2 separate regions of the Homo sapiens genome follow, and region 1 is linked to region 2. Evidence: chromatin contacts called from ENCODE Hi-C data. All regions are on one chromosome and are shown on one strand. The core of a region is the stretch at or near the end of the contact, and the rest is flanking DNA. Distances in the headings are between cores, read along the strand shown.

Region 1 (3,159 bases), core at 395-2,894, 600 kb before region 2:
GGCTCACACTGTAATCCCAGCACTTTGGGAGGCCGAGATGGGTGGATGACCTTAGGTCAGGAGTTCGAGCCCAGCCTGGCCAAAATGGTGAAACCCTGTCTCTACTAAAAATACAAAAATTAGCCAGGTGTGGTGGCAGGTGCCTGTAATCCCAGCTACTCAGGAGGTTGAGGCAGGAGAATCACTTGAACCCAGGAGGTGGAGGTTGCAGTGAGCCGAGATCGTGCCATTGCACTCCAGCCTGGGGGACAAGAGCGAGACTTCGTCTCAAAAAAAAAATTGGAACCAACTGTTTTTTCAGGTTTCAGACATTTCTGTAAACCAGTAGAAAAGCTGGGAGGCAGACAGGCGTGGTGGCTTACGCCTGTAATCCCAGCACTTTGGGAGGCCGAGGCGGGTGGATCACCTGAGGTCAGGAGTTCAAGACCAGCCTGGCCAACATGGTGAAACCTCGTCTCTACTAAAAATACAAAAATAAGCTGGGCATGGTGTTGGGCATCTGTAATCCCAGCTATTTGGGAGGCTGAGGCAGGAGAATTGCTTGAACCCAGGAGGTGGAGGTTGCAGTGAGCTGATATGGCTCTGCCCCACTCCAGCCTGGGCAACAGAGTGAGACTCCGTCTCAAAAAAAAAAAAAAAAAGAAAGAAAGAAAAGCTGGGAGGCCTGAGATTTTGTGTCTATTATACCTAAGGGATGAAAGAGTCCTGACCTGGAGACCCGAAACAATGTTTGGCTGCTTTTTTCTTTGTCTCTTGTAAACCAACATCAGCAATGAGCAGGCCACCTCAAGTGTGACTCAATCAACGCGAGGCAGGAGGCATGCAAAACAAAACAGAAAACTCCTGGCAGCCTTAATATAGCGATTTTTCTAGCAATCTACATGACTATCCAGGCCCAATGCACCCCATTACATATGCAAAACATCTGACGTTTGTGTAACAAGCCCTTAACCCCTGGCTGTTATTCTTATTTCCAAACTGGGGTGCATCATTAGATAAATGCAGAAATCAAGAACCGTCGCTCCTAGTCAAGCGTCTGTGGCTCAGTTCTCAGAGCCAGGCCAAAGGAGTAATTATAGCTTTCCTCTATAGTGTACGGGGCAGGAGGCTGATTTAATAAAGGAAGCCTACTGTCTGTCTCCAGCCTGGCTCTGACTCATGGAACGAGGGAGTCCCAGAGCACTACCCACAGAGGGTGGGTGGTGAGCAGCTGAGGGTGGGAGGTGAGGGTGGCCGCTAGCAAGGCCTGGGCCCAGAGCCCTGAGAATGAGGAAACTCCCTGCTTGGCCAGGAGGAACCTGCAGCTGGAGCCAGAGGAAGTGAGGCTCAGACAGAGCAGCTGCTGTTCCAGCAACAGCAGCAACTGCCGCACCCTTGAAAGGAGGCCCCTGCCGTGTGGACCCGTAAAATAAAATGGGTTAGTAATTTTCATATTCAGAATTGATTGGGGGAAACGATCGAATTGCTTCTAATGGGGATGGCCACCTTTGTGTGCTGTACCAGGGTCTTTGGTTTCTTTTAGGGGCCTGGGTCGATGGAGTCTGGAGTGATGAGCGTTCGGTTAATTTGGTTTCTCACTTTGGCAGCTAATTAGGTCTTCACGACCACAGAGAGAGTTCTGAGCTGGGAGTGGTTTCAGCTACACCGAGGGGGACGGCCCGCTCTGGAATGGATTTGTGTTCCACCTTAGATAGGTCACCAGAGGTCATCTTATCCTTCCTTCTGCCTCCAGCTGCTTTCTCCTTCCTCCCCTGACAATCAGCCAGACAGAGGCAACCTGACCTCTTCCTCCTCCGGACTCCTCCGGGCGGGAGATTCGGCTCCACCCCTTCCCTTCCCGCTGAGTCACACACCTCCCAGTCAGGTGATCCTCCCCTGGGCCCTTCCGAGAGCACCTTGACCTATATTCCGTTCTCTCCATGACAGCAGACTCTAAGAGTCCCGGGAGAGAGCCCGCCAGGCCAGCTGGCGTGGTGCCCTGGCAGCCCCAGACTGCAGACCAGGCGCCCCGGGCAGCGGGAGGGGGTGCTCCCACCCCAGAGGCCTGGAAATGGAAAGTTAGGAGGCTGGTGGCTGTGTGCAGGGCGGGGGAGGAGGAGGTGGGGAGTTGAGTCAGCTGGGAAAGCTGACAGCCACTGGCGGCCGCGTGCTTCCTCCCCTCCCTCTCTGGGCTCCTCAGCTCCCTGCCAGGCCCTGACCAAGCAGGCTGCAGGGGATGAAGCGGTGAAGGGCAGATGCCATTGTGGCTGGGTGATACTGCAGCCCACGGGGAGAGGTGAGGAATTGTGCAAATAATGGGATAAACCTACATGACTCACCCGGAGAATGTGAGCCGAAGAAAACTTCTCCTGCCACAAGGACCGAATTCCCATTCCCAAATTATCCACAAAATGGCCCCTACTTATTTTGTCTATGGGTTCTTTGTGCAGTTGCTGCCTGTACAGTCTTTGTGTCCTCTGAATGTGAGGAGAATAGGGCTGCTATGGGAAAGGAAATTAAAAGAGAAGTGATCCTTGGGTATCACACCTGTAAAAAGCGATATTAACTGAAAATCACTGTTCCTTTTGAATTAGAAAGCACTCTGAATTTAGACTCATTCGTCTTTTTTTTTTTTTTTTTCCAAAAGACAGGGTCTTGCTCTGTTGCCCAGGCTGCTGGAGTAAAGTGGCTGATCATAGCTCAGTGAAGCCTGGGACTCCTGAGCTCAAGTGATCCTCCCGCCTCAGCCTCCCAAGTAGTTGGGACTACAGGCATGCACAACCATGCCCGACTAATTTTTTAATTTTTTTGTAGGGATGGAGTCTCACCATGTTGTCCAGGCTGGTCTTGAACTCCTGGGCTCAAGCAATCCACCCACCTTGGCCTTGGCCTTTCGAAGTGCTGGGATTACAGGCGTGAGCTGCCACCCCCAGCTTGAGTAGAATCTACCTTCACAAACACTTAGAAGCTCTATGACATTGGCAAGTCACTATAGGCCTCTGTCTCCAATCTGTAATATGGGGATTTTTAATAAAACCATCCTACTACTACATCAGATGGTGTGAACATGAAATCAGATGATGTGCATAAAACATGTTATTATATATAATTATGTGTAACTATATAATATTTTCTCTAGATGGCTATGTCACTGCCCTGTACCATCTGAAAGGGTTGTTT
Region 2 (3,365 bases), core at 182-2,681:
AGAAGCTGAAAAACCCTGCACAATGCTGCAATGCCTCTCCAACACCATCTTATGTTATCCTTCTTTGCTCACTATGCTTCACTTACATTATTCTTTACTTTCCTCGAACCCCCCATACCCTTGTCTTGCTCAAGGCCTTTGTATTAGCTGGTTCCTTAATCTTTGGAGCTCAGTTCACTTCCTCAGACAGGTTTTCCCTGACCATCCTATGTTAGAGTAGTCTTCCTTACATTTCTTCACTGTTTATTTCTTTTCTTTTCTTTTTTTTTTTTTTGAGACAGGGTCTTGCTATGTTGCCCGGGCTGGCCTTGAATTCATGGGTTCAAGTGATCCTCCCACCTCAGCCTCCCGAGTAGCTGGAACTACATGTGCGTGCCACCAAGCATGGCTTGTATCTCTTATAGCAACTGCCTCTATCTGAAGTTATCAGATAAAATTATTGTTTGTCTCCACTAAAAAAGGATAAACATCTTGAGACGGGTATTAGTCTTGTTCACAACTGTTCAGGAACAGTGCCTGGTACAGGGTGGGAACCAACATTAATATTTATTGAATGATTGGCTGTGCGTGGTGGCTCACACCTGTAATCCCAGCACTTTGCGAGGCCGAGACGGGCGGCTGACTTCAGGCCAGGAGTTCGAGACCAGCCTGGCCAACATGATGAAACCCTGTCTCTACTAAAAATACAAAAATTAGCTGGGTGTGGTGGCACACGCCTGTAATCCCAGCTACTCGGGAGGCTGAGGCAGAAGAATCGCTTGAACCTGGGAGGAGGAGTTTGCAGTAAGCTGAGGTCTTACCACTGCACTCCAGCCTGGGCAACGGAGCAAGAACCTGTCACACACACAAAAAAAAGAATAAAGAAAAAATATTTATTGAATGAATAAATGAATATCAGGTACTGAGATTAAAATGGCAAGCAAAACCCCCGCCTTTATGAAGCTAGCAAGTTATGGAGGTAATCACATGATAAACAAATAATATATAATTAAGCAAACAATAGACCACTCAGGAGGTTTAGGGTCTACCAACCAACTCCTAATCCAGGGCAAATGAGCAAACTGTGTTAGGGACCTACAACTTGCAGGATCTGGATAGAGATGGCAATTAGCAGCATCAACTCTCACCTTCATGGCTGGGATATAACATTTCAAATTGGTCCTGGACGTGGGGATAAAGGGCGGCCTGTGATTCAGGCCTGAGGATGTGGAGGTGTCTTGGGCTGGGCTGCTTTCACGCCAGCAGAACTCCAGGGCCAACTCCAGGGCCTTCTCCAGGCGGCAGAGCGGACCCTAGGACCCCGGCCCGCGCTGCAGTGGGGAGGGTCAGCAACCTCCACCCACCCTCATCCTCCCCCATCCTCCCGGGTACTCACCGTGCCACTGGCCCTGCAGCTAGCTACCGTTGCTATAGCGCCGACAGCGTGGCGGGCGGCTGGCCGAGAGGAGCACGGGAGAAACATGGCAGGCTCCCGTAGCCTCCTGGGAAATGTAGTTCTCCTTGGACTCTAGCCTGTTTGCTCGCGGGGTAGCGGACTACGCTCTTCCAGCTGTCGGACCTGGGAAATTCTCCTGTGCTAAATCCCGTGGCGCTCGCGGGTGTCGCCGCGGTGCATCCTGGGAGTTGTAGTTTTTTCTACTCAGAGGGAGAATAGCTCCAGACGGGAGCAGGACGCTGAGAGAACTACATGCAGGAGGCGGGGTCCAGGGCGAGGGATCTACGCAGCTTGCGGTGGCGAAGGCGGCTTTAGTGGCAGCATGAAGCGCACCCCGACTGCCGAGGAACGAGAGCGCGAAGCTAAGGTATGTCGGGCTCCCGGGGCCTGGAGATCTTCGTGCGCTGTGAGCAAGGATCAGGGAACCGGAAGGGCTTGGTTTGATGGCGAGCGGATGCGCGGTGTTAAACTAAGGGATGACAGGGCCTTGTCAGCAAGGGACCTGGAGATATTAGAGGGGATGTTACAAATTCGTGCTCTTCAGGATGCAGGCCGAGTCTTGTTGGATCGGCTCAAAAATGAGAAGCAAGATACCCATTTCCTTGTCCTTCTTCTGCATCTATTCCTTGGTTAAATTTGTCGCCATCCCTGTGCCTCAGTTTACCGGATTCTCAGATGACTGTGATCATACCAGCTGTGCTTTCTCATAATGGTCTCTGAGGACTGAGATCGGCTTAGATGAAATATCTGTGCAGTCAGCTGTGTTTCTTTGGAACAATTGTCTCCGTGACCGGCTGATAACAGTTTGTGTCTTTTAGCGCTGTGGATATGAATCTTTAACTACATTGCTCCTCTCTACCTTTGATGTTCAGCTTCTGGTAGTTGCCATTCCATGGGATGACCATAATAATGGCAACAGAGATTTTAAAAAGCATTTATTGTGGGTCAGGCACTGTATTAAGTGCATAATATTTAAATTATTTCATATCATTGTCACAGCAGATTGCAAGATAGATATTATACAGATGGAGTATAAATAACAGCCCAGCTTCACAGATGAAGAACTGAGGCTCAGAAGCATTGAGTGTTTTCCTTTCTCTCATTCCCAAACTCAGATCCTGTTGATTTGTCTACGTATATTGGGAATATGCCCACTTTTTTTTTTTTTCATCTCCACTACCTTGGACCAAGCTACCATTATCTTTTTAATAGACTGTTGGAATAGCCTATTGATTGGCCTACACTCACTCTACACCCTAACTTAACTCTTCTTCCACCTTCTCTCCCTTCCCTCAACTACCATTCTCTTCTGCACACCATAGAGTAAGATCTTCGTGAAATGCAAATATAATTATGTCCCTTTCCTTTCTCCTTACTCTGCCAACCACCTGTTTAAAAATATTCCATGGCTTTCTGTTGCTCTTAGGATAAAGGCAAAACTTCACATTGCCTACAAGATCCTGCATGATCTGGACCCTACCTGCTTTCACAACCCCATTGGATATGACACTCTGCTCTCTGCCTACCAGTCACTTTGGCCTTCTTAAAAGTCACTCTTCACTATACTTTATCGGGCTTCAGGGCCTTTGCACATGTCATTTGCTGCCTACTCTATGTTAGGCAAATATTGGCAGTGAATAACAGTGTTAAATAACGTAGACACAGTTCTTGCTTTCATAGAATTTCATCTTACACGTGAGTCTGTTTAGGGCAATACACCTAAGGATTTAAAATATAAAATCTGCTCTATATTGACCTGAGTTATTGCAGTATTTCGTAAGGGACCAGAAGTTTTCATGCTTGAGTCTGCATATGATGTGGATAATATATTAAAGATAAGCACAAAGAGGGCGACCCTTCTGCTTTAGTCTACACAGTGCAAAGAAACAAATGTCACCTCATGGTGTTGTGCATGATGTCTTTCTCATCT

What was found. A loop is a pair of places that touch in the nucleus more often than their neighbours do. Pooled maps may share reads with other maps.
Region 1: a loop to region 2 is called in a pooled map, with 8 times the contacts of the local background. The contact joins the enhancer-like site here to the promoter of RPGRIP1L in region 2. A Hi-C loop is called at or near these places in 6 of 50 pooled maps.

What each region holds. Positions count from the first base shown.
Region 1 is chr16:53,097,852-53,101,010 of GRCh38, forward strand. The region is part of intron 1 of CHD9 (chromodomain helicase DNA binding protein 9); the gene reads left to right. Among named protein-coding and RNA genes, the nearest start is that of CHD9, 44 kb to the left of the region's middle. RefSeq lists enhancers at 1,019-1,148, 1,107-2,306, 1,209-1,258, 1,349-1,428, 2,379-2,478 and a silencer at 1,969-2,078. Within about 2 kb of position 1,645, at least 40 of the 41 ENCODE cell types and tissues checked have a DNase peak (open chromatin) inside an H3K27ac peak, as active enhancers do.
Region 2 is chr16:53,702,428-53,705,792 of GRCh38, forward strand. It overlaps RPGRIP1L (RPGRIP1 like), which reads right to left and starts at 1,432. Exons shown (of 27, transcript NM_015272.5): 1 at 1,376-1,432. It overlaps FTO (FTO alpha-ketoglutarate dependent dioxygenase), which reads left to right and starts at 1,729. Exons shown (of 9, transcript NM_001080432.3): 1 at 1,729-1,802. The coding sequence starts at 1,758. RefSeq lists a silencer at 1,342-1,391 and enhancers at 1,427-1,927, 1,542-1,951.